5 separate regions of the Mus musculus genome follow, and regions 1, 2, 4 and 5 are each linked to region 3. A link is a loop called in an ENCODE intact Hi-C map of the cell type or tissue named here. Cell type or tissue: left cerebral cortex. All regions are shown on one strand. Each heading gives the region's core, and the rest is flanking DNA. Links, peaks and the distances in the headings are about the cores only. Region 1 overlaps Fam135a (family with sequence similarity 135, member A). Region 2 overlaps Col9a1 (collagen, type IX, alpha 1). Region 3 holds the start of B3gat2 (beta-1,3-glucuronyltransferase 2 (glucuronosyltransferase S)). Region 4 has its middle 32 kb from the start of Mir30c-2. Region 5 has its middle 6.2 kb from the start of Col9a1.

Evidence for each region. A loop is a pair of places that touch in the nucleus more often than their neighbours do. Peaks named below come from ENCODE experiments on the same cell type or tissue, not always from the same donor. Only the 100,000 strongest peaks of a DNase experiment are listed, where the experiment ranks them.
Region 1: it touches region 3 in a loop (9-fold over the local background); 7 of 42 quality-filtered maps call a loop at or near these places.
Region 2: it touches region 3 in a loop (2.8-fold over the local background); 4 of 42 quality-filtered maps call a loop at or near these places.
Region 4: a loop joins it to region 3, with 4 times the contacts of the local background. A loop is called at or near these places in 4 of 42 quality-filtered maps.
Region 5: it touches region 3 in a loop (3-fold over the local background); 4 of 42 quality-filtered maps call a loop at or near these places.

The regions. Positions count from the first base shown.
Region 1 is chr1:24,030,940-24,037,350 of GRCm38, reverse strand. Fam135a (family with sequence similarity 135, member A) reads left to right here. Exons shown (of 21, transcript NM_026604.4): 12 at 4,615-4,688. Among named protein-coding and RNA genes, the nearest start is that of Sdhaf4, 29 kb to the right of the region's middle. In left cerebral cortex, for the core only: a CTCF peak has its summit at 3,107; DNase peaks (open chromatin) are centred at 3,158 and 3,345.
Region 2 is chr1:24,246,451-24,252,861 of GRCm38, reverse strand. Col9a1 (collagen, type IX, alpha 1) reads right to left here. Exons shown (of 38, transcript NM_007740.3): 38 at 124-1,185. The coding sequence ends at 1,001. Among named protein-coding and RNA genes, the nearest start is that of Col9a1, 72 kb to the right of the region's middle. In left cerebral cortex, for the core only: a CTCF peak has its summit at 3,525 (motif pointing right); a DNase peak (open chromatin) is centred at 3,569.
Region 3 is chr1:23,760,321-23,766,731 of GRCm38, reverse strand. B3gat2 (beta-1,3-glucuronyltransferase 2 (glucuronosyltransferase S)) reads right to left here and starts at 4,806. Exons shown (of 4, transcript NM_172124.2): 1 at 3,504-4,806. The coding sequence starts at 4,097. In left cerebral cortex, for the core only: a CTCF peak has its summit at 3,774 (motif pointing left); DNase peaks (open chromatin) are centred at 3,764, 4,224, 4,401, 4,697 and 2 more places; H3K4me3 peaks cover 2,003 bases.
Region 4 is chr1:23,320,772-23,327,182 of GRCm38, reverse strand. No RefSeq gene overlaps it. Among named protein-coding and RNA genes, the nearest start is that of Mir30c-2, 32 kb to the right of the region's middle. In left cerebral cortex, for the core only: a CTCF peak has its summit at 2,756 (motif pointing left); DNase peaks (open chromatin) are centred at 2,759 and 5,445; H3K4me3 peaks cover 410 bases.
Region 5 is chr1:24,168,239-24,174,649 of GRCm38, reverse strand. No RefSeq gene overlaps it. Among named protein-coding and RNA genes, the nearest start is that of Col9a1, 6.2 kb to the left of the region's middle. In left cerebral cortex, for the core only: a CTCF peak has its summit at 2,982 (motif pointing right); DNase peaks (open chromatin) are centred at 1,381, 1,718 and 2,993.

The DNA of each region.
Region 1 (6,411 bases), core at 729-5,728, 270 kb before region 3:
ATGTATTTCATTCAGTTTTGTTGTTTATTTTAATTATATTATGGGTTCTGTATCAGTTTCTCAGTAATGAAATTAAAGTAGAAATTAAAACAAATTTTCAAACCTAGCTAAGAAACATTTAAAAAAAAAACATAAAATAATGATTGAGGTCCAGACTTAGGTAAATTTTTTTTAAATTTGCCAAGTTATTATCAGTTCTACTGTTGCCTAAATTAGCACCATTCTTGTAGGAAGAGTGGGAGCTAAACTTTGGCATGACCTCCTTTGAGTGCAGTTCTGACTGGGGAAAGCACAGTTTTACATTGGCACTTTATTTTTTTTTTTCCATTTTTTATTAGGTATTTAGCTCATTTACATTTCCAATGCTATACCAAAAGTCCCCCATACCCACCCACCCCCACTCCCCTACCCGCCCACTCCCCCTTTTTGGCCCTGGCGTTCCCCTGTTCTGGGGCATATAAAGTTTGTGTGTCCAATGGGCCTCTCTTTCCAGTGATGGCCGACTAGGCCATCTTTTGATACACATGCAGCTAGAGTCAAGAGCTCCGGGGTACTGGTTAGTTCATAATGTTGATCCACCTATAGGGTTGCAGATCCCTTTAGCTCCTTGGGTACTTTCTCTAGCTCCTCCATTGGGAGCCCTGTGATCCATCCATTAGCTGACTGTGAGCACCCACTTCTGTGTTTGCTAGGCCCCGGCATAGTCTCACAAGAGACAGCTACATCTGGGTCCTTTCGATAAAATCTTGCTAGTGTATGCAATGGTGTCAGCGTTTGGATGCTGATTATGGGGTGGATCCCTGGATAAGGCAGTCTCTACATGGTCCATCCTTTCATCTCAGCTCCAAACTTTGTCTCTGTAACTCCTTCCAAGGGTGTTTTGTTCCCACTTCTAAGGAGGGGCATAGTGTCCACACTTCAGTCTTCATTTTTCTTGAGTTTCATGTGTTTAGGAAATTGTATCTTATATCTTGGGTATCCTAGGTTTTGGGCTAATATCCACTTATCAGTGAGTACATATTGTGTGAGTGAGGTAATACATTGGCACTTTAAACTACCAAATTAAATGTCCCTCATTCTAATGTGTAGATACTGCATCCAGTAAGACCAGTGGGCCAGGGAACTATGAGAAGCATTAACTAAGGTTTAAGATTTTTTTTTTTAATGTTGGCTGTTTGATATTACAACTAAGTGGTAAGTCACTTGCCTAGCTTGTACAAGGCTCTGAGTTTGACCCAAGACACCAAAAATGAATGAATGAATGAATGAATGAATGAATGAATGAACGAATTAATATTTTAACAGTGTAGGTACAATTTATGTCCTAGGAAGAGTTTGAAATAGCCACATTGACATTTTTACAGTGATGTAAAAAGTTTGTCTTGCATTTTTAAAGATATACTACTCTCTAAAACTATTTAATATTCTTTTAATACAACTGTGACTATGAATGTTAAGTTATTAAGGAATATTTTCTAAATAGTTTTTGTTTTATTTTTTACAAGGTTTGAACAGACTTTGGCTTTTACTGTAATTATAAATAACTTTTATATGTAAGCATTCAAAAACATACATAGCATTTTCCTGAATATAGCTGTCCAAAGTAAACTTTAATTGCCAATAACGTACTTTCTAAGGCATTTTTTTCTTTTAAATTATTTTAACTTTTACTTGGAAAATTTATGTAATTCATGATTTTCTACTTTCTTTAGAGTAATACCTGTAATTTAGCCCTTTCCTAATGATAGAATTATTACAAAGTTTAGATAAACTCAACCTGAACATACAAGCATCCTATTCTTCCAAAATTATTGGAATATTAGTTCCTATGTTAAAAGGTCCCAAGTTGTATTTTTTTATTAGTATTTCTTTTTTTATCCTTTACTTACAAGAATTTTTGGAAGGGGATTAGCTAGCTAGTTGGATTAGTCAGTTTTTTGTATCGTCTTTCTTTTTCTTTTTTTGAGACAGTCTTCCTATGCTGCTCTAGCTGTCCTGGAACTCAGCATGTAGATCATGCTGGCCTTGTACTCACAGAGATCCACTTCTGCCTCTCAATACTGGAAGTAAAGGCGTGTGCTGCCATGCCTGAGGTGGATATTCTATATCAGGTTATTATAGCTGGGCATGGTAGTTCATGTCTGTTATCCATGCGCCTGGATAACAGAGTCAGGCTTGCCATGAGCTTTTGATCAACATGAAGTACAAAGCAAGTGCAAGGTTACAGAATAAGACCCAGTCTCAAAAAAGGAAAGAGAAAGCACGCAAGCTTTGCTTCTCACAGTGTTGTCTGACTAGTTATATGCTGTTGTCGCTGCAAATCATCATGTTCTCTTTGACGGATATTGTCCTTAGTACAGTGATGCTCTCATGTGAATTCATCAAAATGTATTTTAAATGTGTGATGCCATAATTCAGATATCACTCCATAGAATCAGAAAATGCTGAGCAAGGAATGGAGCTCCTTGGGTAGGCACTGCCTCACATGTGTGCTGGGTTCAGATTCCAGCACCAGGAAGAGCAGAAAGGCCTAGAAAGTTTCAATAAAGATAGGTAAAATAAAATGGCCTATCACATGTACAAAAATAAAGTTTTACTTTTTAAATTTGCTCCTTTGGAAGAGATGTGGATAGAGAAATCAATTCATTTAAGTAAGTTAGAATTGTATCTGTTATTAAATGTGAGATAGTTTGTGTACTAAAGCATTACGGTAACACAAAGAGCAAAGGACATGCAATCAAACATTTGTCAGGTGCCTTCACTTTTCAGGTTACTATAACAATTATGATCTGTGACATGGAGACGCTGCACATCCAGGGTTAGGCATGTAGAATTAGTGTAACAAATACTCTTAACAATTTGAACAAAATAGTAGAGTGAACCCAGAAAAGAACAGTGAGCTCTTTAAAGCAAAAGTTCAGCTTTTTTTCTATTTGTTCAAGTTTGAATAGTTGTGATATTGATTATTTTTAAATTAGAGTATACAACCAAACTCACCTTTATAAGCAGCTGTAACAAAGCAATGATATAGGGAGGTGTGGTATCCCTTCAATTTAAATTTGCAAACCTAACAAATTTTAATATTATGTGTTGCCATCAGGTGGCAGTCATACCACAGTTACCATGACACAATAGACTCATTCATTGCATGTTATCTTAGTGTGCTAATATAACTCAGAGAATCTGGGAAAAGAACTTCATTTGAGTACATAAGGCAAGGAAGTATTTCTGCAACAAGCCTTGGTGTAAAAAGGCAAAAAGCTAAGACCTTTAGAGCACAGTTTTGGAGTTTCCCAAATGTGTACTTGAAAGGCCAGGCTTATCACTTCCTTGGCTCTTTTTGCAGTAGATTTCTCAAGTACTAAAGGAAGATACCTCCCCCGTAGCATGCTAAGGTTTACATCAGCCTCAACACAGGCTTACTGCAGGAATCAGGGCTGCTAAGGAGAGAAAGGAAGCAGCTCACTGACTCTAGAAGTCCAATGGAAGCTAAAGGAAAGGAATGTCCTCTGAGGAACCGCCAAAGGAGACAGAAAGGACATAAGGGAAAGGGTGGGTATTATTAAAGAAATATAATGTGCACCTAATGTAATAAAAATAGACATTTATACTTTATAGTCACCAAATGAATGTGTACACACACACCAAAAAGTCCTTAGTATAATATGATTTGAACATGTGAATATTTCTCTTCCCTCTGTGTACCCAAGTAAGATATCTTCCCCTCTTAATTGGCTTACTAGTAAGTACTCTAGTACCAAAAAACAAACAAACAAAAACCCTCCCCTTTTATAATTAAAAATAAATGTCAAAATACAAACACAATGGAGGAAATAGCAAATTCAGTATATATTTACGAAGTACATTCTTCTATAGCATGCCAAAATGTGTTCTTAGTGGGCACAGAAGCCATCACGGTGCACACCTTTAATCCTAGCACTGGGGAAGCCCAGGCAAGTAGATCTCAGTGAGTTCAAGGCCAGCCTGGTCTACAGTGCAAGACCCAGGCTAAACAGACCTAAACAGTTAGACCCCATCTGAAAAAGCAAAGTATAAAACAGAGTTCCTCCTGTAAAGAACACCATATTACTAGAGAAGGATGTGATCTGTGCATAGTCGTGTTAAGGCAGGATGAGTGAGTGCTAGACAGAAGCATGTGCTTATAGACTGTCCACATCGAAACTCCTGGGCACATAGTCTTTGTTCTTCAGGGTGCCATGTGCACAGCAGGTATTGATTGTTATTTCAAAGTGCATCACCTGAAGCTCAGAAGTCAACTGCCCAAAGTCCCAGTGCTAATAGGTCAGTCAGTTCATGGTCAGCATACATCAGTGTCTGTCGGAGCAGACATGGTCCGTCCCCCATGTGTCAGGAAGCAAACAGAACAAGAACCATGGAGGAGAAGTGGGATACAAAATGTTAACTTCTCTCACTCAGTTCTGTTTCTTTAGTCCACACAACCTAGAAGTGCAGTGATTTAGCACTGAAGGGAAGAAGTTGAGTCCTCACAGGCCTGGCTTTGGGTGCCTGGTGGAGTCGGCATCTCCACCTGGATTCTGTGCTGGACTGATGTGAGCCGCCACGTGATCAATGCTCCTTTTTTAAATTCTGTAGGTTCGCAGATTTTCGGAGGCGTTCTTTTGTTTTGAACATCCAAGAGAAGCTGCCATTGCATACCAAGAACTCCAGTAAGTAGCACAAATTCAAAATGCAGCTAATTCTATTTTATATCCTTTTACATATGATATCTTAGACATAATTAATAACAGACTGGATAGTGTTTAAAGCAGAAGAAAATGAAGGCATTTCAGATTTAGAAATCCAATCGTATTAGGTTTAATCCTAGGAATTACCTTTTGAAAGTCCCTTTCTGATCAAATAAAAGCATAATGGACTAGCATAATGGACTAGCACTGTGTCCCTTGATGTAAGCTTTGCCACACCTTTGATAGTACCATGGGCCTCTGTTCTGCCCATGCTGCCAACTTCTGCTTCTCCTTTCTCAGGTCAGAATAGCTCACATTCATCGTTTTTGTGTAATATCTCCACAGTCTGAATATGAATGGCACTGCCTTCAGTGACATAAGTGATAAACTGAAAATAGCTGGACAGTGGTGGCATACATTTTAATCCCAGCAGTGAGGAGGTAGAGGGAGGTGGATCTCTGTGTTTGAGGCCACCCTAGTCTACATTGGAGTTCCAGGACAGCCAGGGCTACATAGAGAAACCATGTCTTGAAAAACAAAACAAAAACCCAAAGAAATGCCTTTCGTCTTTTCTACTGACTATGGTCAGGGCTCATTTTCCTTGTCCTTAAAGAATTGTTGGAAGTAATTTCACTTGAAAAAAGTAAAGCAGACTTTTTGAATTCTGTATGATTTTTTATATATGAAATTTTGAACAAGCAAAACTGTAAAGTGAAAAAAGTCCAAACAGTGGTCCTCTTGGGGTTGACATGACCGGGAAATTATGGAAACGGGAGGACACTAAATCATGGAAATATTCTGTGTTGTATATTCACTTGTTAAATCATAGGATATATTTTAGTGTGTGTGTGTGTGTGTGTGTGTGTGTGTGTGTCCTCCTAAAATTACCCATAAACAATAACTGGACATTAAAGGTAGTCAGTAGTGAATTATAAAACCAGGACAAGTGTTAATTGTTCAGACTGGGCAATAATTAAATGGAGTTTTTATTATACACTTTTGACTTTTAAAAAAAATTATTAGAGTTTTTCTAAAAAATTTTTGTATTTTTTTTAATGTGTCTGATGTTTTTTTCTGAATGTGTATATTTCTCCATGTGTGTGCCTGGTGCTATTGGTGAGCAGAGAAGGGATTCAGCTCTCCTGGAACTATAGTTACAGACGGTTGTAAGCCACCATGTGGGTGCTGGGATTCACACCAGGCCCTTTGCTAGAACACTTGAATGCTTTTAATTACTCAGTCATCCATCTTCCAGCCCCCCTAGAATATTTTTCTGATCACTATTTTGATTTAGAAATTTATATATCTTGTTTTAAATGGCTGTTCACTGTACTTATCAATATGTATTAATAAAACAGCCATGTGGAACACACATTTTCCCTGTGTTCTCTTTATATAATTAGGAAGCGTTGAACTTTTGGTACTACTTCTGTGGGCTGTTTACAGCAAATTTGACACTTCAACCAGTATGCATTGACATTCACCTTGAAATAATATAGGAAATGATACAATAGATTAAGAATTAGTTTGTCAACAAACTATAATTTTATGTCAATAATTTAGTATCAGTAAACCCTAGTTTTCATTTTATCTGTTTTTTTTTTCCCCCTCTGAGCAAGAGAATGCTCCCAAGGATATATTATCTTGAAAGGGACTAGAACTGGTGGGGGAAGAGAACAGGATAGAGTTTAAAGTGGAGTGGGTG
Region 2 (6,411 bases), core at 586-5,585, 490 kb before region 3:
GTGTTTGCCCGTGGAAAATGGGTTCATAGTCTTCATTAGAATTTCAACGAAATCCATTAAGTCTCTCAATACACACACACATGCACATTCACACATACACAGTCATAGAATAACTCTGTGGACCAGTGGGAACTCTTCAGATTTCTTCAGATAGAATAAACCAGTAAAATAAATACATTTTTAGAAGTAGCAGTAAGTCAAAATTTTAATGACTCTAAACCAGTTCAATTAACATGTAACCACATTTAACATGACTACTTATTTTAGAACACACAAAAGACTAGGAAACCGTGTTTATTTTTTCTTTGGTACAACCAGACATGTTACCTCAAACTTTTAAAATAAATAATGTCAGCCACAAAACATATGTGTGTCAGGGTATTACTTCTTTGCTTTCACGTGGATTTTAGAATACAAATGGGATTGGATGCAGTACACACTATTCACAAATTCATAGTAAATATCAAAACCACCATGCGATGTATAGAGACCACTTTTGGGACACAGCCCTGATGAAGATTTTAAGCACCAATTTTATTGAATGTAGTGGGGTCTGTTCCTTAGTATCCTAGCAATACTTGATATAACTGAATGAATAATCTGAGATCAATATCTTAATTGAAATAAAAATAATGACAGCAACTGAGGTAATGTGAACAGCTTGTTGTTGTTGTTGTTGTTGGCACAGTGACCCACAACACATCATATATCCATTCATAGCACACTAAAATTCAAACTCCTGGGAAGAGGATATATAAATTTGGCTAAAGAGAAATTGAATTTGACTCTTGTCTGTTGACTCTCCTACCTTCCTTCCATGGACAAGGAACAAGACTTACTGAATAGCACCAGTTGCTCTAAATCTGATTGTCAAGTAGCACTTATGTAATGATGTCAGAGGTGAAACCTTTGAGGCTTTGCCCCAGTTTTGGTATCGTTTCTCCCCCCACACTCTGCTAACAGGTGTGCTTTGTGCAGGGAGCCTACAACGCTACGGATTTCACTTGTCCGGCCCTTTGCTAAATGCTCTTTGACCAGACTGCAGGGTGCAAGAGGCTGGCTCACAGAACCCAGGAGGGCCTGGAGGACCTGGGGGTCCAGGCACACCAGGAATTCCTGCCACTCCCGGGGGACCTTGCTCTCCGTCACGGCCATTTTTCCCATAGCTGGCAGGGCCTGGGTCACCTGAAACAGATAAAAAGCCCACACATGTGAACAAGCTATTGACTAGCATAAGACAGTAGACCCTCACAACCTAGCACTGTGCAAGCAAGATGCTTAGCAAATGCCTTTGGAGGTGACCCGTGATGAGAGGAGAAAACCCGTTAGTGAATGTGGCTTTCACAGCAATCAAAGGCAGAAAGTGATTTCAGTGTGTGTCTTCCATATTTGCATCATGGTGCCCTCTAACCATCTATGTCTACTGAATACTGAAATGTGACTGGCCCAAACTGAGGTGAACTGTAAGCATAAAATAAAGCTGGAATTGGAAGGTCTAGCAAGCAAAAAATATAAGGTGTTTTATTCACAAATTTAGGCTTATTACCTGGTATGGTAGTATTTTGAACCTTGTGAGTTAAATAAACTGCACAGGCATCCCTCAGTGTACAGTGTGATTATGTCAAGAACATAGTTAAGTCAAAAATCATCCAACCTGCCAAGCATCAGGACTTAGCAGCCCAGCACACCACAGAGAAACCAACTCTTTCCATTTGCGGGTGCATGGCCAACTCTGTGCTTCCTGGCATTAGGGGAAAACATCATATCATGTATTGCTAACCCCATAAAAAGATCAAAATTCAGAATTTCTAAGTTAAGTTTCTACCAAATGTGTCTCCTTTCGTGTCATCATAAAGTGGGAAAATCCAAGGTTAACTATATTAAGTCAGTGACTAGCTATTTTATTCAAGCTAATTTCACCTGACTCTGCACCTTGCCTACTGAAGATTCAAAGTCACGGGTGCTGTGCTGGTTTTGTGACTCACACTGTCTTTCTCATGAGCAGAGATGCGAACAGCCTCCCCAATTTCTTACAGTGATCCATATACAGACAAAGTTGACCATGGCTAAGAAGTTAAAAACACTCAACCAATTATGAACCACTAGAATCAGGAAAAAAGAAAGCAAGCCTCTATGGTTCTTCATCAATAAAATGGAATGTTTGCGTTTGTCACCATTAAGTTCTGTCCATTAAATGGGGACGGTCTCAACTACTAGTTATTATTTATTGGTGTCTGGTAGGGCTCACACCATGCTCCCTACAAAATTTCATAATCTCACCCCAATGTGACTTTCACCACAGTGAGTTCCTTTCAGATATGTGTGTTCTGTCACGTGTGCTCCATAGGCCACACATTGTGAGACACAGCAGGACAATGAGGAGCTCTGTTGCTTGTGTCCCTTTGCATCAATAGTGCTTCGTTCTATTACTAAGAAAACAGTGTAAAAGCAACTGCGTTCACTTGGGCAATCTCCTAATAGGGAGTCTTAGCCGCTCGAGAAGCCAAAAGCCAAATCTTCATATCCAATTACATGTTATAGGTGGAGGTACTCCCATTCCCCCCCCCCATCCCAGGGTTTTCAGTCTTTTTCCTATTTTAGTGTTCTAATTACATACATCTTAATGTAATGAGCTGGACACATTAAATGGTATTATTGTTATATAGCTCACATATTTTGAAATTAAGGTAGGTGAGGGAACCTATTTTTCAGACATCTCATTCTTCTGTGGGTCTTACATCACACCCTCCACAAAGCAGGGTCAGAGGGCAAACCATTTGCAAGGTTTAAGAGAGGATAGTTATCTTTGAATGTATGCATCTCAAGGCTGCTGTTGAGCAACAATGTGGTATTCCCAATAAATTATCCCGTAGGCTCTTATCCAACTATCAGTTGCGATGAAGGAGGTGGTCATCCATTTCCTCCAATGGGAGAGGGGCTTTCCTTCATCCCCGGCACTTACAGGTAAGGCTGTCACAACAGCTCCTGTAGCAGAGAGTTCTACATCACCTGACACTAGAGACAGTTAACAGTTAACTGGATTTCTTTTTTAGTTTTAAAAATAGGCCACATCTAATTGCATGTTAAAGGCGGTTTTCATGCACTTTGCCAATAAGAATGTCCTGCTGAGATATGTCAAATCTGTCTTAAAATCAAACCAAGACCAGGAGAAAATGACTATGCTCACAAAAGGAGTCAAAGACAATGGGGGCTAGACAGGTAGCATAGATTAGGTCAACCTCAGCCCACAGGCCAAACTGTATTTACACATATTTATATATAAATAGCTGTATTAGAACACGGACATGCTAATTTGTCTGCATACTATTTGTATCTGTTTCAGGAAGGCAGAAGACCAGGATCTGAAGAGCCCTCACTATGCCTTGACCACCCTGTGGGTCTTTTAACTACACTAACTACCTAGTGACTACACAGCTTCCTGAAATATCAGTGACCCCACTGCCAGAAAGTTTTCATGATTTTAAGAATTTAAAAGAATGTGAATACCATTCTCCATGTGGACACTAGAGGGCAGGCATGCTACACTGATGTAAGCAGAGCCTTTTCCCCTAACACTTGACAGAATGAAACAACAGTGCATACACAGGCATGATGGAGAAAGACATGCAAATAATTGTCTGTGTTAAATAGGCGATCTGGTGATACATGCAATGACTATTTAATTGTTGGGATTGTTCCCCAAAGATACACACACACACACAAAGCTTACTTGTGTGGTATTTCACGAGATTCTTCAGTTAATTTATTCCTTTCTCTAGTGGGTTTGTATGCACAGGGAAGTCAGGATTTATTATTACATATTTTTCCTTGAAATGCTGTGAGTGCTGAGTTACTGGTCACACGTGGGCAGTTCAGTGGCAGCAGGCATGCAGGGATGTCCCTTAATGAGATGACCTAGCTGAGCAGCATTAGCTAGCTCTGGTGAGAAAAGGAAGAGGGAGGGAATTCAAGGCCCGGGGGTTGTTTATAAGATCTGCACAGCTCTGGGAGAGAGGCAGATTAATAAGCTAGAGATATGCCTTCATCACGTAACTATGGTGACAGGGACAAACTAGTCACACTGGACAACCTGTCGTTTTGTCAATTTCATGAACCTAGACTCGAGAAACATAAATATTTCCCTCTACCACTTAGAATCAGAGATACCTCCGTCAGGATGTGTGACCTGAGCCAGTCTGCCTAGGCTCACATATAAAGAAAGAGTCAATCACAGCACAATCACCTGAATTCTCAGTGTGAGGCTTAGCCAGGCCCTGCTCTATGGCTTTAACGTGTGTCAGCATGAGTAGAAATCCTCCTAGAATAGCCCATAAGAGTGTGTGGTTCTGACTGCTATTCCACAAAAAGGAACTGAGAGCAGCAGTCACTGGAAATAAGGAAGAGAAAGGACCACAAGTCCTAGGAGCCTGTACCCAGGACCACAGCCCTTACATAGCTGCCCCTCCTACCTAGTTCAAGTGTAACAAACTACGCAGCATATGTCTGCTTTTAAGTAACAATACACTATAGCCAAAATGATAATCACCGTTACACGAATGACCTATGGTCTATAATAAGCAATGTCATAGTAACATCCCAGAACATGCAATAGCTAACCGTGAACAAACTGAGACATGCTGCTGTGAAAGGAGACAGGGGGCAAAAAATGACACAGAAACAAAACAGGGATCCTAGGAACTGACCGATAATGAAGGTACATGTTACAGATTTAACTTTTTAGGTATGTTAGTTTTACACAAACAATGACGAAATGATCTTCTTCTACTCCGTAGGATTTAAATCCAGAATTCAACAATGGGGACAAGCAAGAAGTGTTCTTTGAATGGAGACCATCACAGAAAACCACAACTGCACACACCACAGAGATCAAATGATCATGGAAACCCGGGCCCCAATGGATATATCTACATCACAACCCCTGAATCTATGGCTCAGGGAACATGGAAGACAGGACAAAGATAAAAAGAGCAGAAAGGCTGTTAGAGCCAGAACTCCAGGAAATGTGCTCTGAAACAATGTCTTCTGGAAATGGCTACGTAAACAAGACAAGGATAACAATAACAATGAACATCCTAATGTGGACTGGGGAAAGTTCTACCTACCCCAGGTAGTTTGTCCCGGGTCCCACCCCAGGACAAAGAACTACAGGCAACTAACGCTGGCTGGGAATTACCCTCTCCCCAGGATCAGCCCCATAGCCTGTCTAAAGCAGACCGGTTGTTCCTTAAACCCAAGGTATACCAACAATGGACTCAGCTGGTTAATTAACATGTACATACACATACATGCATATGTGTGCGTGTATAAGAATATTAATCAAAGAAAAATGGGAAAGTACCCAAGGAGCTAAAGGGATCTGCAATCCTATAGGTGGAACAACATTATGAACTAACCAGTACCCCAGAGCTCTTGACTCTAGCTGCATATGTATCAAAAGATGGCCTAGTCAGCCATCAGTGGAAAGAGAGGCCCAATGGATTTGCAAACTTTATATGCCCCAGTACAGGGGAACGCCAGGGCCAAAAAGTGGGAGTGGGTGGGTAGGGGAGTTGGGGGGAGGGTATGGGGGACTTTTGGGATAGCATTGGAAATGTAAATGAGGAAAATACCTAATTTAAAAAATGAAAAAGAAAAAGAAAAAGAAAAATGGGTTATCAATGAGAGCCAGGAGGACATGAGAGAAATTAGATGGGGGGGGGGGGGACATCTAGGGAGGTTGGAGGGAGGAAAAGGGAAAAATGATGTAATTCAAATTAAATTAAAAACATTTTAAAAATCAAATTTAAAAACTGTAAGAGAGAAGCAATGTAACTATATCTAAATTAAAATGTGTTAAATGTTTTTTAAAAAATTTTAAAAGTAAAGCTTTAAAATGGAGTGGGTATTTCTTTCGGTAAGATGTGTATTTACCTAGAAGCCTCCAAACAGGTTCCTGTACCGAACCTCCAGGTTGAGGCTTCCTCCGGGTCACGAAGTTTTATTAGCATTATGTAAGTACCACATAGCCCACGGTCTAAGTCCTATTGGGACATTTGTTTTTTAAAGTTCATCCTCTTGGTGGACAATTAGCTGGTGAAATGACCATAGTGACCCGTTCTCTACAGGACCGGCACAGAGTCGCAGCAGAGTCATGGAAGAGAGGGGCAGCGCCTCGGAGGCCGGGCTAATTGCGAACAAGTTTGCCCATTACGGCAGATTAAGAGCAGCAGGAGAAAAGGCTGCCAGGGTAACTTTGTGCTTTGCCCTTAGCATCCCAAATCAATGTCAAAAGCAAAACCAAACTAATAGACAACCCTCCTTGGCCACTGTTACGCTCACAAACTGCCCTAAACACTCTACAGGACTGCTTCTTTTTTAATTCTCAGGTTTATACCATCAGAATGATATCCC
Region 3 (6,411 bases), core at 711-5,710:
CTTCTTCTTCTTCTTCTTCTTCTTCTTCTTCTTCTTCTTCTTCTTCTTCTTCTTCTTCTCCTTCCTCCTCCTCCTCCTCCTCCTCCTCCTCCTCCTCCTCCTCCTCCTCCTCCTCCTCCTCCTCCTCCTCCTCCTCTTCTTCTTCTTCTTCTTCTTCAAAAACAACAAAAAACCCCCCAAAAACAAAAACAAAAAACCCTTTCAATTCAATTGATTTGCAAAGGTGAAACTACTTTCAGCTGAAAAAAAATCACTTTAAGCTTGGGAAAGCCTTGAAGAAGAGACATCTGGTCGATAGCGCTATTGAAAATATGACCAGCTATAAAGTCCCATTTATCTGTACTTGTGGCTTTTATTAAAGCTGTCCAAATGCTTTGCAAATAAGCTTTCCCAGAAAGCTCAATCAATGTAGACAGGCCAGCAGGATTATCAGTGGTCCATCAGGGGCAAAACGCCACTGCTGCCCACTGAGAGGCCTGGAGTAGCTGAGGTGCCGGAAGCCTGCAAAGGCCCTGCTACCTCCTTCTCGGTAGACAGCTTCCCAGGCTTCAGCTCGCACTCAGCTCCATTTGCAGATTGATTCGGTTCTCGTTCAGTGCAAACACTCTTTCCCTGGCAGCATGGCTCAGTTGAAAAGGGAAGCTGAAAATTAGTTAGCTGTACAAGAGGGGGAAAAAAAAAAAAGATGCTATCCCAGTTACCAGAGAGGAATAATTGAATGCAGATTGCCTGTTGCGTCTTTAATTTAATTTGGAGGCCTTTCATTTTTTTACTCTCCTTCATTTGAAGCCAATATTCAGTGAGCTAATTTGTACCTGCTTCATTTTCTTCCTTTTATCTTGCTTTTTTTTTTTTTTAAACCATCAGCTCTGGAGATTAGAAGCTCTATGAACAAAAGATGGAGCTAGCTTTGAGACATTCTTTCCTTACATACTATGAATTACTTAAAAACAAATTTGTACATGTGGTCAATAGAAAGGGCAGAGATACAGGCCTCATCTCTGTAGCCTCTCTTCGTCTCCCCCCCCCCCCCAGGAGCTGAAGCACTGAGTAGTTTATGGGTTTCTCTCTTTTCTCCAGGGGAACAGTGTCTAGACTGAAGTCCACCCCCAATCATTAATTGCAGAAGGGGTGCAGAGTGAGTCACCCCATCAATAAAACCAAGCATTAAAGGCAAATAAACATGAAATTATAGAAAGTATACAGGAGGAGGCATAAAGCCCACTAATCAAGCACATTGGGTGTCATGTTGAGATTGTAATAAGGAGAATAAGATATGCAACCCCCATTAACAACAACGAAAGCCCAATTTGTGAGTATCTATAGCTGGGAGGCAGGACCTGGCACGCTGAGGAAAGGCCCTTGCCTTAAACTGCTTCTGAGAGAGAGGTTCTGAAGACAGAGTGTCCTGCATCTTACGGTGACAAAGGACAATACACGGCTGTGTATTTTGTGTATCTTCACAAAAAGTTACACAGGGTCTGAAAAATGTATTATTAGTAGTACACTAGTTCCAATTGTAGGACATGTTTGTGCCTTAAAAGTTTCACTTGCTTTTTTTTTTTGAAAAAATTATTTTCTCATTGCCAATACAATATTTTTCCCTCCCTACTCTTTCCTCTCCTTCCCAACCCCCCCCCCCACAGGTCAATGGAAAAAAAATCCCCAATTTCCTTCTGCTCTTTAATACCCTTCACACAAGCTCTCCTTTCATCAGGGGAAGTCTCAAAGGAGACTGTATCTGAATTGTCTCCCTGCCTGCATGTGCCAACTTTTCTACTCCTTTAACGCCTCGTGCCAACAGGCTGAATGCTGGCACAGAAGCAATCCTTCCTCTTTTCCAGCTTAGCCCCCCTCAAATGTCAATTAGCAGCAATGTGCACTATTTTTCTTAAACAAGATGACGCGTCATAGGTAAAGTGATTTCAGAGTTGGGCAAGAAAGACTTGGCTTAAAAATAAACAAGCATTTAGAGTTAAAAGGTCTGCTTCAAAACACAAGTCCTCCTTTTAGAGGAAAGAGCAAAGAAACAACTTAACTTTAAAATAAAAGTCCAGCTTTAAAGCAATCATTTGATAACCCTAATCATGGGTATAATAAAATCCATGCTATACACTAAACCAAGCTTATTTCTCTGGGGAAACATGAACAGCAAGTCCCATGGAATGAGAGTCTAGAGAACAATTTTTTTTTTTTTTTTTTTTTTTAATACAAGGAAAGAGTAGAAATGAAGGGTGGCAAATACTTTTTAAACGGGAAGGGTATAGTCATTGTCCTGAGGCTAGGAAAGCAACCTGACACTAGGTGACACTAGGTGGGGGGCACTTAGGGCATTTGATTGCTGGACACACAGTTGTTTTATGAATTCAGTGTCCTGCTCACACAGTATCTCCCGAACGTCCAGTTTTCTGGGGGTAATGGAGGAGCTGGGAAGTCAGGGAGTCTTTAGGAGGCTGGATGTCGAGGAATTTTAGGTGGAGATCTACAGTCCCACGGGGCAAAGAAATTAAGATTTTATTCAGCTGTAACTAAGTGTTGAGGCGTGCGGGAGAGAGAGGAAGAGGAAAAGAGAGGGAGAGAAAGGGGGGAGGAAGGGAAAGAGGAAGGGAGGGAGGGAGGGAGGGAGAGAGAGAGAGAGAGAGAGAGAGAGAGAGAGAGAGAGAGAGAGAAATCACCAACCCTTACAGACCTACAACATTACCACAAAACAGTCTCAAGAAAGGCCACCGGCTCTATCCCTGTGGCTGCATGCAGGTGGCCTCCCAGGGAACACAGGCCACTTCAGCAGCAGGGGGCGGGGCAGCGCTCAAGGAACTCAGGCCAAGCAAGAGTGGCTTGATAAATTCCACTCAGAGAATGGCCCAGCAGGCCATTCGGGTGATGCCTGGGGCAGGGGTGGGGGGCGGGTCCTTAAGGACTGGGCAGAATAATTCTAATTCATTTGCCAATGCGATAGGTAAAGACCAAAGGAAGACCCTCCCTCATACACGTAGGTGCATGTACCAGGGATCAATCTCACACCAGGGGGCTGGCTGTACTAGAAGAGATTGGTCCCTAAGCTGAGTTGTTAGTATCAACTCAGTGGGATGATATGTGGGATAGTACCTTTATCCCACATTTGTCTCCACTCAGAATCACCTGTAGGCACTGATCCAGTCTCCAAGAAAATCAAGCCTAGCTCCAGCTTTGGGCGTCATCCAGTTGGGCAAATCACCTGTACTATTATTTACTGAACACAATCCCGGACAGGGCAAGACACCTCGGGGCAGACTTCTCCACCCACCAACACCCCTTCTCCACCCACCGCAGCCAGCCGAAGAGGCTGTGGACTGCCCATCTTCAGCTGCTCCACGCCGAGTGCGGGATGCGTGCTCGAAGGGACTGAGAACTCAAAAGTGTACAGGAAGCACAAAGGGCATGCAGACCTTCGGGGCCCAACCGCCCCTTGTCCCCCCTCCCCCCCACACACACCCTACACCCCACCATCGGCGCTGGACCACTACCTCCTGGAAGAGCTCCAGACTGTACGTGTTGTCATCGTCGGCGAAGAAGAGCACGCCGGGTTGCGCGCTCTGATGCTGATGCCTCTGGCGCAGCCAGGCGAGGCCCGCGTTGCGCTGTTCGGTGGCGCGCGGCAGCCACGGTCGCTTGTAGCGCCGCGGCGTGGGCACATGCAGGTGCGTGTTGGGCAGGCCGGCCCGAGCTAGGAAGCTGCTCACCAGCTCGCTGCGCGTCGCCCGGTCCTCCACCAGGATCCAGTGCAACTGCGCCACCTGGCGGAAGGTGTTGGCCAGGCGAGTGAGCTCGGCTTTCTGCACCGGGCGACTGTAGGTGGGTGTGATGGCATAGATGGTGGGCAAGCGCGGCTCCGGCTGCAGCTGAGGCCGAGACTCGTTCCGCTTCTCGGCAGCGTCACGCCCGGGGCTACTCCGTCGGAGCGGGACTCGGGAGCCCCCGCAGCCCACTGCATGGGGAGAGAAGTAGGGACGGGAAGTGAGTTGGGGCGCGGGCCTGCGGGGGTCCACGTCCAACATGATGATGACAATCAGGATCCAGGGCAGGAGGATGAAGAAGCGGCTGCACAGCGCGGACTTCATGGTGCGCGCTCCCCAGCGTCTCGGACACCACCCCCTGCAAGGACTAGGCTCCGGGTAGGGGACCTCTGTGTGCAGTTAGGACAGCGGCAGCGTCTGCAATCAGGGAGAAGCCGCAAGCGCGCTCCCCTTCCGGACTGGGGCGTTGCGGGGACCTGGGCGTTGTGGGGTCGGCGCAGATGCAGGGCAAGCTAGAACTCCAGGGGGTGCAGGAGGACCGGCTAGGGTCTTGGGTCACTCTGGATGAAGTCGGCGGGAATCTGGACACGGTCCAGCCGCACTCCGCAGGTCCCGGAGTTGTGCCGAGTGCAAGCCAGGCGGCGGTCCCCGCTGCGCTCTTTTCCCGAGTGCGAGCCTGGAACGTACCAGGCGTTGTACCTTGCCGCTCCTGTCCCGCGTCGCTGAGGGCTAAGAGGATCCAGCTGCTGGCCTGGGCGAGCGTTCCGGGACCCCTTTGAAGGCGGTTGCCGGGAATGCTGAGGGCTTTCCTCCGTCACATGTCGGCCGGTGCAGCTGCGATCCCGGGTGGACACCGAGGATGCTGCGTCCCTAAGCTCCCGTTCGAGCGCCGCGGCAGAAACCTGTGCCGCTCTCTCCTTCTCGGAACCTCTCCCGGCTCCAGACAGCAAGATCCCAAAGCAGGGAAAGAAAGAAAAAGCGAGGGGGCGGGGGCGCTGCAGACTCGGGCGTCCTCCTAGTGCTCCGGTGGGAAGATAGCAGCGCTGCTACTGGCGGAGAGGGGCTGCGGGGCGGAGGCGGGAAGGGCCAAGGCTCTCTGCGGGGTCTGAGCCCGGTGGCACCAGGCGCTGCCTGCGGGCAGAGGCAGGGGGAGGGAGGAGGATCTCTGCTGGGTTGCGCGACCTCTGCCTGGGGTGTGTGTGTGTGTGTGTGTGTGTGTGTGTGTGTGTGTGTGTGGAGGTGGTGGGTGCTGTTTTCAGATCGCCCCAGGGTTCAGCTCACTGAACTGCTGCAGGGTCTTTGGAGATCAGCCAAGGAAACCCATTCACGTGTGACAAGTCCGGAGTCCTAAAGAGGGCAGAAGGAGAAAGAGGGAGGGGACAAAGCGGTCCTTCCCTGGCTTGAGGGTTGGTGTACAGAACCTCAGCAAAGAGAACCACTTTCTCTTGAAAGGCAGAAATCAATAGAATCCCACAGAGATGGAGGGGGTGCCGCACATAGGTGTCTGGCATGTGTGCCAGCCCATTCCAAGGAATCAATCGCAACTGCTCGGCCACAGTTGGATCTGTGGGGGACATTTTGACAACTCCGGCTGAGTATGTGTAACTTGCTTTTGTTCATGTTGGAGCCTTCCCAGTTTGCAGGCACAGGAATTATCCCCCAGGACCATCCCTGTAATCCTTTCAAGGAGGCTTTGGAGGTGGAATCACCTTCATTTTCTGGATGAAGGAGCAGAAGATGGAGACTTAAGGGAATTTCCTGAGGTCAGTGGTAACTGACTTAGTGGAAATAGAACGTGGGCGTCCTGGATAGAACCCACTGCCTCTTCACTGCACATCATCAGCACAGCCTGGCTGTGAGTGACCGGTCTTCCTAGGTGATGCCATCAGATCAAGTGGGTCAGAGGATGGCAAGCGGAAATACCTGGAAGACCCTCTCATATATAGAGAATCTATTAGCCGAACGAACCCCAGGCTGTTCTCATTCCAAGCACATTCCAGGGAGTCTGAGGAAAGCACCCCCACCCCCAATGAATCATTTCTGATTCCGTTTTCCTCCGCAACCCGACTTTCTCTGTCGCATGAAAATCCTTTTGACTATGTTCCTGAGGAACAAGCAGCACGCTGGGGCAGATCCTCCACCTTCACGTGGCTGTGTCCTGCATCTTGGGTTCGGTGTCTGGCACTGCGCACCTGTGAATTTTCACAACTACTCTCTTATGTTGTGGGGTAGTCACTAGAGAAGACTGCTCCGACTTGGGTTGAAGCAAATATATAAAGCATTTATTAGCCAGCCGGTGACTACATTGGGTGTTTGAATCCCAAGGTAGCGCTGAGGCTTTCTCAGGGTGAGCGTTTAAGCAAACAACAACAACAACAACACCAAAAAACAAAAAAATAAAACAAAACAAAAAACCAAACCTAAACAACAAAAGCCACGTTCTGGGTTGACATACTTCAGTTAACAAGAACAGTGCGTCAGAATCGGAACTACAAAAGGTAAAAAGCAAGGTTAGTGCATTTTGAGACTTCCCGTGACTATATGGACTTTGATGGATTGGGCCTTTGTTTCCGTTTTGGCAGGTGGTACGGTCTACATGCTGAGCTTTATACCCTGAACGGTGCTTCCGCCGAGGCAG
Region 4 (6,411 bases), core at 569-5,568, 440 kb after region 3:
TAATTCACCTGTGTGCGCTATGGTGAACATTAGACACATGGTCCAAAGGGAGCAGTGGTTTCCCTGGTTTGCAGGAGGTGAGTGAAAGCGGAGAAGGTGGTTTAGAGGCTAAGGGTTAGGGCTAGGGAGGGTTTCCCAGGTAGAGTGATGTCAAAAGGCTTTTTGTTTCAGGGTATACTACATGACCCAGACACTAAGATTTGTGCAATGCTCAGCTGCCTATTGATCATGGACATAAAGCAGATAGTAGACAGGAGGGTAGAATGTGGCTGGATAGTGAAGTGTTTAACAAAACAAGCCTGCTGAGTTCTATGGAGTTGGGATGTCAACTTCAGCTCCTACATTGGGTAAATACTAATGTCTGTGTAGACTCAAGAAACTAATGCTGAAGTTCATTGTCCACAATTTCATTGATCTTGCTTTATTTCTGGCTCTGGTATTGGAGTCCTGTAGCCAAAGTCTTTATAAGAAAAAACATGGTTCTATCTCACCTATATCATTTAATTATCTCTTACCTTTTTTAGAGATCAATAAGATTGTTAAATACATTACAATGTAAGATGTGCACAAACATGTTAGAAAATAATCTATGAATATGAACATTTCTTTTTTATTTTTAGCAAATCCTCCATAAATCTCCATGTCCAGACCTTTTGCTTGTTTGCTGTTTTAGTTTCGCTACTAGCAGTGATAAGGCATCTCCAGATGGGACCTGCCTTGGGTAATATCATGAGTGATAGATCATTTTCCCCCTAAGGAATATAATGGAAATAGATGGAACAGTCACCACTGAACTCAGGTGTGTGTGTGTGTGTGTGTGTGTGTGTGTGTGTGTGCGCGCGCGCGCGCGAGCGCAGCTCCTTAGTCCATTGAAGTACTTCACATGAGTGTAAGTGCAAGGTTGCTGTACCTCCTGTCTCAGGTGGAAATGGGTAGAATGTTCCCAGAATTGTAGAACAAGCTTTCATTGGTTTTGAAGTGTTCTTTTCCATTTTACAACTTATTGCTCACTTTGGCTCAAGAGTATCATGCAGACTCTCTGTAATCTGCCTCGAGATATGTAGTCATTGTATGATTTTAACCTCTGCCAGATATTCTTGACACGGGGTGTGTGGCGTATACTGATTGGTTTCTGAAGGTCCTCAGGCCTCCTGTGGTGGATGCTCATATTGAGTAAGATGTACATTTTAGCATTAGCTCCGTATCTGTTTATCAAAATTCAAGTGGATCTTTCAACCTGCTTGAATCAGATTCTTGATAAATCTGCTAACAACTAGGACATAAGTCATGGAATTTGCTCGAAAACTATTCAGAGTAAGAGCGGATGACACTATCGCAGAGTTCCTAATAAATACAGAAATTCATTTATGAATGTTAAAACTAAGGTCCAGGAAATTATAAATGATTTTCTCAAGGTCATTAGCACAAGGACTAATATAACTTAGATTTAATTGTCTATTACCTTACTTGGCGTGTTCTCTCTCACATTTTCATTTTCAACTTTAAGTTTTAAGTTAAAATACAATTACATCATTTCAACTTCCCTCTTGTCTTTCTGGCCTTCCCTGTGTCTCCTCTTTGCTCCCTCTCCCCCACAAATTCATGGCCTTATTTTTCTTTAATTATTATCGTTACATATATGCATAAATATATAAACACAACCTCAGGAGTCCATTTAGTGTTCCTTGTGTATATATAAAACTAGGATAAATTTGTACGTAGCACAAGGAAGCCGTTGTGCCACAAAATGACTTATGAGCAGAATGACAAGGATGGTAATAAAGACGATTCTAGAGGAAACTAAATATTGCATAATCCATAGGCCAACTGTTAGGAGTGTCAACCAATATAGAAGAAGCATACACTGTCACTTACCACTACTTCTTAGGCAGTGAGAACATTCGCTTTATGTCTAGAAAGCCTAGATAAGGTGAATGTTTTGGTGCGTTTTTGTCAACTTCATGAAAATGTAGGTACACTTACAAGGAGGGAATCTATTCTATTGGATTATCGGTTCTATTGGATTGGCCTGTGGGACATTTCCTTGATTGCTTCCTAGTGGTATAGAATGTCTCAGTCTGTTATGCGAGTTGGCATTCCTAGGTAGGTGGGACAAGGCTGTATCATAAAGGTAGCCCAACAAACCAGAGGAGCAGGGCAGTAAGCATCCAGCGGCTTCTGCTTCCAGCTCTCGTCTGGAGCTACAGCCTTGGTTTGCCCTGACGGTAGGTCACAAACTACAAGCCAAATAAAACCTTCCACTCACAAGTTGTTTTTTGCCTAGCATTTTATTAAAGCAAGACAAAGCAACGACTACTGATTTAAGTCAGAAACATTTAGTATGTCAGGCCATTTCAAACTGAATGTGAGTTTTTTTGTTTATTTGCTTAAATGAAATATTCTCGATATGATGGAGCCTCAATTTGTAGCCCACAGAATGGTTTTGATTTTTCTTCTGCAGGGCAGTCTTTTTCCTTATAGGCTGACTAAACAAAGATGCTTCAGTTAACCCAAGACAGCTTTGCTTTGTTCACAGCAAGCAGAGATTTTTATTTTATTTTATTTTATTTTATTTTATTTTATTTTATTTTATTTTATTTTATTTTATTTTATTTTATTTTATTTTATTTTATTTTATTTTTACATTTTTGTTTAAGCTTCTCATGTAGTCCAAACTGCATCCGTTATTTTGCCGATTTACAAAAGATTTTGGAACAATTTATTTTCTTAGAGAACCAAAGTGCCCTCTACTGTTTATTTTCGGTCATTACAGCCGAATATCTGGTAACATTTTAGATGCTCTTTAGAAATAAAAGCAATAACGAAAATATGTTTGAAGAAGCATTCCTGTCCTGTTTCAGTCATCAAAATGTGCTTTTGAAACCACCAGCCAGTATCTATATACTTAAAATAAGCCATGGAGTTGTACAAATAAGAAACCTTGTGAATTCAATTCAAATTGGGTCTAATATGTCAGTAACTTAAATGCTTCAAAGGTCACAGAACACGCATTGCCTCATCTGTCTTTATGTAATGTTATACCATCTTGGGGTGGGTGGATGGATATTTAAACCTTTTAAAAATAAAAGCCAGCGAAATACTTACAGCAGTAGGCACACTGATATTTTTGGGGTGGTTTGTACTTTAAGAGAAGCAGCCGGGCGTGGTGGCGCACGCCTTTAATCCCAGCAATTGGGAGGCAGAGGCAGGCGAATTTCTGAGTTCGAGGCCAGCCTGGTCTACAGAGTGAGTTCCAGGATAGCCAGGGCTATACAGAGAAACCCTGTCTCGAAAAACAAAAAATCAAAAAAGAAAAAAAGAAACAGCTTCCGTATAATTTGCCTCAAGTTATGGTGGAAATGTTTATAGGAACTAGAATTAAAAACCAAAAGAAACGTTCGAAATACTGATTTACTTTGGTAGCAAACAGTGTCCTTTGCAGAATCCCCAATGGAGATGAGCGCCATTAAAGAGACTGGGGATAGTTCTACCACTCAATACTTCACATAAGGATTCTTTTTTGAAAGAGCCAGGCATCTGTACCTGCTGACAGCGATGCAAACAACCCAAAAGAGAATGAAGTGGCTTTAGGAAAAGATTCATCTTAATTCTATTCAAATTACTTTCAGTCAATATTCCAGCGACATTGTTTTCCCAGTCCAGTATCCGGTCTCCTCAGCGCTGCGCTGGGGAGCCAGCCCACTGAGGTTATGCGGAAGTTGGGAGTGGAACTGCTCACAACTTCGCTCCCATTATGCGTCTCTTGTTACATATTCTCTCAGATGTGTGCACTGCGGGGTGTTTGTACTTGGGGATTATATACGGGATTTTTCGATGTGACAGCTAACTGCATCTTTAATAGTCACAGACAAAAGAAATGATGAAATTTCCTTGAAAATTACAATGTTAAATTTGGAGGCAGCTTCAGTGAGTTTTATTGGAGGTGATTATTTCCTGGGCATTTTGTGTGTGTGTGTGTGTGTGTGTGTGTGTGTGTGTGTGTGTAATGACTTCCAAGAAGCAGCCTACCGATAGTCCTAAAACTTTGTTCAATACCTTTTAGTTTGTTTAATAAGCTCTACATAAAACAATGGAAGTGCATACTTGTCCGTTTTCCTGTTTATAGAAATAACAGCTCTCCTACATAGTCTTTACTTGACTCAAATCACAAATTAACCTGAGGTCAAGATGAGGAGAGAGACGACTGAGCTGAATGCCTTCACTAAAATTACAAGAAATTTTGTCAAACTTGGAAAAAAAAGAGAAATAAAAGCAATAAACTTATTTCTAATAAACTGGATATTCATGATAAAGGAAACTTCTAACTCAAATTCTTCACGGTATTTACATGTCTTATAATTTGGTCACTAAATAAAACTCAACTATTTGCCTTAGTGATTTTCAACCGTGTATTTTATTTTCCAAATGCACACTACGGTGTTTGCAAACACTTTCAGCTTTTACCATTGGTTTCAATTCACCTTATTATGACCTGTTTTCTTCCCATGCTACTTAATTTATTTTTTAAAAAATGAAAAAAAAAACCCAGGTGTTTCCAATTTAAATTTCTGAAGACAAATTGTGAAGGGCCAATTAAGATTTTCTCAATACAATTCATTAAACGTATTGAAAAAATTTTTTTACAATGTCATGTGGTTCAAAAACTACAGAAAGGTGAGGACTGTGAGAATGGGAGATAGAGTCTTCCCAGGGACGAGCACACCAGCGCACCAACTGTCTCTCCAATTCCAAACCATATGCACACGTAACACTACAGACTGAGCAGGCTGCTCTTACACATTTAGGAACATGCATATATGCATATATGCATATACATATAGGGATATGTATGTATGTATGTATACAACAATGAATGAAAAAGGTCATGAATTTTAAAGAAGGAAGTGAGGGTAAATATTTTGGAGGGAAGAAGGGGAAATAATGTAATTATATTACAATCTCAAAAAAAGTTTCAAAAGTATGTCATGTGATTGACATTCTGAATAACTTGAAATAGTTTTACAAGGTTCCACATTGGTTTATTGTAAAGTTTATTGTTATTATTATTATTTACCAGTAATATTAGCTCCCTTTCTAAAGGATCCCGAGTTATCTCAGATTTCTTTGCTCTACACTGTACTAGCAGCACCTTGTGGGGAGTGAATCAATATTTCCTGGTCGTTACATTTCAGCCAGCTAACACTTAAAGGTCCGGGATTGGGAGAAAATAGTCTTGAGAAGGTCATAAATCTAATTAATTCGGGGGCATTTTCTCTTTCTCACTCTTTTTCATAGGACTCGCATCATTGCCAAGCCTTAAAAAAATTTTTTTTTTCCCTCTAGCTGTTGGGAGCTTTTTAGTTCGTCCACAAAGAGACGAGTCTTGGCTGCTGGCCTTTTTGGCATCTGTGAATATTTTCATAGACCTAGCCTGAACTTTCAGTCTGTTCCTGGAACTTCAGAAGTTGACAATAGAAACAGCGTCTGTCTATTTGTCTTTTGCACCCTTTGCTTTTAATCTCTTTCTTTCATACGCCACTTGAAAGTACCGTAAGAGGCAGCTTAGGGTCAGAGAAGAGAAGGAAACCTGCCTCCCCCTCCTTGGCTTTCTGAGTCTCTGTTTCCAACGTATCCAGGAAACCGGAAAGCAAACCCATTTGAACCGCTAGTGACAAAGAGCATCTGACAAGCCTGCTGTCAGAGAGCCTTCATCTTATAATGTGGTCACAGGAGCCTCTTTCCTTGTGCCAGTTACGCCGCAGAAGCAGCCATGACAGTTCACAGGCAAGAGGGGATGGCTTAGCAGTGCACAGAAGCAGCAGGAAGGTGTCTTCCAGAGAGCAGGGAGTTCACACATAGCAAAACCGCAGAACTCAAAATTCACCCTTGACGCCCGATCCTCCCAAGCCCAGGGGAAATGCTTTTAGGTCCTCTCTTCTGCCCCGCTGACTCTTCTCCAGGGGATGAAGCGCTGGCCACCTAGCTGCTGGGTGACTGCTTTGGGCTTTTGTTCCATAGTTCAATCCATCTGGATCAGAGTTTAGCCCCACGGAAAGGCATCAAGGCCACAGGCCTTGTGTGGCTGTAAATCTGGGTAACTCCCTTACAGGTAGGTTGCTCAGAGACCAGGACATGCTGTTCTTGCTACTGATCTAATCTATAGTCCTCACTCAAAGCCATTGGTAATCAAAACATCAGGTGGATAGCTGAGATGTCATCACACAAGGGTAATTTACTGTAACACAGTTTTTCGGATACATTTCCTTGTCCTGTTTCGTTTTTATTGTGACACAACCTAGTCGCCTGGGAGGAGGGAATATCAGTCAAAGAACTGTCTGGATCAGATTGGCCCATGCCCATGAGCGATGGCTTGGCGATTGATATAGAAAGGCCTGCCCACTGTGGTTGGCA
Region 5 (6,411 bases), core at 763-5,762, 410 kb before region 3:
CACGGGGAAATCTTTCATCCAGGAGATGAAATCTGAAAAGATGACTAGAAGCCTACAAGAGACTGGGGAAGAACAGTGCATCTTAGGCTGGGAAAGCACACTATGTAATGGGAGGAAGAAAACACACATGGGGAATGACCAGCTGAGCTTAGAGACCGTTTGGTAATTAGTCAGTCATAACCCTCCTACTTTGAACCCTAAACTCAACTCTACAGTTACAGCACAGACCAGCTCTCTGGCCCTCACAGTTCTCACATGGATGGGGAGACAGACACCAAACATTTTCAGTCGGAACTTTAATTAAAACTATTGGGGAAATGTTTTGCCAGAAAGAGATGTGGAGACTGGCCTAAATGGAGGGGGGCCAGGGAAGGCTGCTCTGAGGGGATCGATGGTAGGAAAGACTGGATGAAGATGAAGAGGTAAGATTGATAAAGTAGGTTGGAAGGGGTTGAGGGATGGAGAGGTGGAAGGGTAGAGGGGTGGAGGGATGGAGGGCACAGAGAAAATATATTCCTGGATATTCCTGGTTTTGAGCTTGAACAACTAAATATATGGGAAATTTTTTCGAAATATCCAATAGGAAGAACTTGGTGAGGGATTATGAATAGTACTAAGGAGTTTAGACTTTGTTCTGGTTGTCGTGGAAACTACCATAAGCCCTTGGGTACCCAGTGACACTGTCAGGCATGTCTTTGGAAGAGATTCCGGTGTTGCTTAAAGGATGGGAGAGACCCATTTCAACAGCTTATACACAAACTAAAGCAAAGGTTTCAGAAAATAACACGTACGCCTGTAAATGTGCTATATTCTATTTTTCGATTCATTTTCTATTCCCTTTTCTAATAAAGATGACCAGATCAAAATATTGTTGTGAGAATCAGTAATGACTTGCAAGTCATGGTTAGAAAAAAAAATACTGGACTGGAACACAGTGGACACAATGCCTCTTACTTCCTGACACAGGACTTGGGACATTACACCAAGCTCACCAAATAGTGGGGCAAGTTCCTTTGTTTCCACATGAGTATCTGTTTTTCTTTTAAATGTGATTTTGAATTGAGTAATGATAACCTGACGACAATAAAGATGTTGTGACCACCGCATTCTATTACTTTATAGTTTCAAATAAGCAGGAGTGTTTTAACCAGCTTCTTACTGAAGTTGAGTTTGAAGCTTAATTCATCTGCTTTTATTCATCTTTATTACATCTTTCAGTGTAAGATCCAGAGCGCCTGGTAGCATGTGTGAGCTGTGTGAGGGTGCTGTAAATTAGCCACAGCTAGAGCCTGAAACTTATCATAGAAACCTCTGGCTGAGATGCTGATTAACAATCAGAGAGTTGCAAAAACTAAGACTCCCACTGTCCTGTGTTGGGTTCAGTTTGACTGTAAAGAAATTCTACCCTGATCAAAGCTCTATTTTAAATCTGCTTATTTTGGTTCTATGCACATAATTGTAGCCTAATCATCTAGACTCGGAGCAAGCAAACAGCCCCATGGTATACTCATCTCTCTGTGCAATCGCTCGCAAATATATGTGCTCGTGCAGTAAAACAGTAATGCCAAAGACACGGCAATGTTGACCTTGCCAACCCCCAAACCTTTCCAGGGTATTATTTTTGCTTCCTCTAAAATATGACCATTTCCAGTTCTCCAAGGAAGAGAGAAATCAATCTGCCACCCACCAGAGCACATATGCTTCAGGGAGCCGTTGCTGTATTTGCTGCCTGTGGATCTCCAAGTTGACAGCAGCTGGTTCGTGTCCTAAGACTCATTTGCTTTCCTCCAAACCATGCATTCTAGCCCATCAGCAAGGTTCTCTGTGTACTGGCAGGGCTTCTTTTCTAACAGTGGAGCCAAAAGCTACATTTGAATCAACCACCAAGATGCTTAAAACAGATTACTGGACTCCAGTCCCAGAAGATTTAAGGCAGGTCCAAAAATTTGCATCTTAATAAGCTCCGAAATGTTGCTGCTGCTGTTGCTGGGAATGCTGCTGCTGGTGGTGGCCCATTGAAAGCCTCTGCTTATTCAAGTCATGTTTACAACTCCTTTGAGCCCATCCCCTTTGTTGCCACAGGCACTGCCTTGCAGGCTATAAGTATATAATAATTATTTGTTAAATAAGATTTCTAAATAATTATCAGTTTAACCGATAAGACTTCCTGAGACCCTTAGAGATAATGAAAAGACACATGCATTACATTCCTTACAAGACATCTATTTTTAAAATGTACTTGTCAGGGAGGGGATAGGAACTCCATAAAAAGACCAACAGAGTCAACTAACCTGGACCCTTAGGGACTTCCCAAAGACTGAACCACTAAAGAGCAAGCGTGGACTAGACATATATGTAGCAGATGTACAGCTTGCTATTCAGGTGGGTTTCCTAACAATTAGAGCAGCAGCTGTCCCTGACTCTGCTGCCTACCTTTGGATCCTAGTCCCATAACTGGGTCACCTTGTCTGGCCTCAGTGGGAGAGAATGTGCCTAGTCCTGCAGTGACTTGGTGTGCCAAGGTGAGTTGGTACCCAGGAGAGCCTCACCCTTCTCCAAGGAGGAGAGAGGAAGAGGGAGGCTGTGTGAGAGGGCCACTGGGAGGAGAGGTGGAAGCTGGGCTCAGGATGTAAAGTGAATGAGTGAATGAATGAATGAATGAATGAATGAATAGAAAAATAAATAAATAATATGGAAACCGTAAGGGCATAATAAATTAATAGATATAATAAAATAAATAAGTAGAGATACCTGTCTCCTCTTTACACTTTACCCTATTATCACTCACCAACTCAATGCTATTAATAATAAACTCAATGCTATTAATAATAAAATTGAGCTCCTACACGCTAACCTCCATTAATAAAACATAGAACCATCATTAATCCTGAAATCCCTTCCTCTTAAACATGCTCCCTTTTGCTGCATCCCTTGGCATCTTACACCCGGTTCAGTACTTTCTGCTTGGGGGGGAATATGCTCTCTCTACACTAGGTGGCAGTGTGACCCTGGAATCTGAAACCTTAGCTAAGGAATCAGAGACCTTGATTTCCCATTACTTAAGTAGAAAACTGATTTTATGCAAATGTCCCGTTTTTTGTTATTTTCCATGTGTAGAAAGTAAAGTGTTATAATTGATTCCGTTTTGGGGCTGCTCTCAAGATAGATGCACAAATACAATGCACTATGATTGTTCTTAAAAGCCTGTTAGAGAGCAACAAAATGAACAACTAAAATTAGCTCTGCCCCAGTACATTCCTTCTGGCTAACAAAGCCAACCCTTAGGACTGAGCTTGGAAGACACACACTCTAGCTTGCTAGAAACTTTGCTTTGTAGCTGCAAGAGGAATTACCCTCTCTGGCTCAGTTTACTTATTTGTAAGCTAATAATAAAATAATATAACATAATATAATAATAAAAACAAAACAAAAATAAAAATTACAAAAGCACCCTCTTTATGGACACACTTTAAGGGTTAAATTAGAACTTAATACGTAGCCAGGCACACAAACATTTTAGCTTGATTTATTTTGGTTATGGGAGCACGTTTTCCTCTGCTGTTTATTCCTCTGCTTCAGTAAGTCATGGTTCATTTAGATCCTGAGAAATAAAGTGTGGCTCCATGCTTCAAATATACCTGGCCAATACACAGCTTCTAAAGAAACCTACCCAGAGCCATCAAGGTAAGCCAACCGATAGCCCACCTTCCTTCCATTTCATACTCTTAACTTTCCCTACATTTCTATTCTTCTTCCCACAGAGCCGCCGTAAACTTGTCCTTCAAGCTCTCCATCAGCACCTTCCTGAACACAATACTCAGTGATTTTTCAAGAATCTTTCTCATCATGATCTATTTTGTGATTTATAATAATCCAAAGAAACAGATGCAGCCATCCAGATTTCTTGGCAAAGAAACTACATTGAAGATAGCTGTGAGAGTTCAGTTAGGGACGAAGAAAATACCTTAGACTACTGGGTTGTAAGTAGGTATAAAAAGGGCATCCTAACAATCACTGTGGATCCAGCAATGGTTGCCTGTAACACTTGACACTTGCATTCATGATGCCCAATGCCCTGACTTTGTTTTATACGTATATATGTAACTTTACACATACATGTAACTGTTTCCATACATATATGTGTGTGCGTGAATGGGTGTATCCATTCCTGTGAAAACACAGGGCTTCTTTGCTTTGGAACTGCTACACAGATATTTTAGAGAACATAGCAACAGGAAATAAAACAACCACTACTGGCTTCCCTACCTAAGGAAGACTCCTCTTACCACAACTTCGTGTTTTCTTGAGTTCCTTTTCTGCACGTAAGCTGTGGGTATGGTGGGCATAGCAGGCATAGCAAAACTTTAGTGCCTCTTTAAGATTCAGCCTTACACCAATCAGAATGGCTAAGATTAAAAACTCAGGTGACAGCAGATGCTGGTGAAGAGGTTAGAGGGTTGAGGATATCTTCATTGAGACAAGGGAGTGGAGAGGAGGAATGGATTGTGGAACAGTAGGAGGGTGGATGTGGGGTTGGGGTTATGATAAAATCTGGAACGTAAAAATAGTGAATAAAAAATAAAAGAAAAAATTCAAGCAACAAAAAAAAAAAGAACGCATGCATGTGCTGTCCCAAAATCTAAATGTGATCACATGTCACATACAACATATCAAATTCTCACTGGGGATGTAACTCAGCAATAGAACACATACCTCACGACAGCAAATTCCAAGAGTACAAACCTCTTACTTGAGGTGAAAGTTACAGCTTTTAATGGAGACTTATACAACCTTAAGAGAGAAAACATCTATATAGAAAGAGGCTTTTGAGTACCAGTGGGAGACTGCTGCCAGAAGCCAATGGGATTTTTTTTCTTTTTAAGATTTTTTCTCACCCAGAGCCATGTGGATTGTAAGCTCACAGGCAAACAGCTAACCAAAAAGCCACAAAGACATGCACAGACATTCCAGTGGTTCCTAAGGGCACCCACAGGAGTCCTTCCTTCTATTACCTCCTTTTACTTCAAATCTCTCTGAAACCACGGCTGATACCAGGAATAGCAGCAGCAACTGGAACCTAGACAAGTGATAGCCTTCATTATTAACGACTGAGCTTAGAGCCGTTAGGAGCTGATGGGGGCGCCAACATCAACACAGTGGTTCCAGGATTGGACAGCTCACAGAGTACCTGCAGGAAAATCAGAGCCGTCCAGGACTTGGGAGGATGTCGACAGAGGAGTGGGATCAAACGTGTTTTCTCAGTCTATGCTGGCTGCAGGGCTTCCTGTGGAATTCCTTCTAGAATTACAGAAGGATGCACACTTGCTCGCTACCAGAAACTACACCCAAACTTTTTTCTCTTTAACATACACAGTTCATCAACAATGCCATTTTACAAGAGAGGTGAGGCTCAAAACATTCAATGAGTTGCTAAAGAAAATGACACACAGCAAGACATACCAACCTCAGGATTCTCTGACAAGAAGCTTTGCCTGCCCACGATTGTGCACATAAACACATGTGCATGCTCACAGTGTTGAAGAGGCTCTCCGTTCTATTCTGTGCAGAATTATTCACTCCTATTCTCCTTCCCCCATTGACTCCTCTAAACTATTTCAAATGTTGGTTAAATAATAATAAATAATAATGAGTCTGTTTTACTGGTTACCAAGTCAGAGCTCTGATGGAGGTACATATGCTCAAGGGTTTAGCACAGCAGTGCATTGATAAGACGACCAACAGAAGTCATAGACACACCCCATGCAAGATATCGTATGGATTGGGACGGGTCCTGTTTCAGGGCTCCTACTCTAAATTCTCTACCTTTAACTTGGTTTATCGGGAGCATTGGAGAAATTTTAATGTCAGTTTTCTCTATGAGAGTGTAGCCCCTGATAAGTTGAGCATATTTCAATGAAAAGAGGCCATACGGATATGCCAGAATATTTTAATGGTACAAACTGGACTTGATGGGTGGGTTGGTTTGGTTTGGTTTGTGAAGCCAAAGTTGGGTAACTAGGGAAGTGAGGATGAATCTTGGAGAAGTTGTGGGCAAATGAGCACATACACATGATCTGAAATTCTTAAAAGACACATATATTTGTGGAATTTTGGTATTTTACCCTATATTGCTCTGTGGCTCTGTCCACGTCACATTTTGTGTTGGAATTTGAAGTATCACAGGTAGGGGTCTTGATCATCTATAATCTCATGCATACCTCACTCATTACAGGCTGCAGGCAATCATTATCGTTTTCCTGAGCAATCAAAATTTTAACCAGCTCACATTCAGTATGTGCCAAGCCTGCTCAGTCCTCAAGGATGAGTAGACAGATAAACCCCAAACCATCAAGGATGAATAGACAGATAGATCCCAAACCTGGGACATACTTTGACTCGCCTAGAACTACC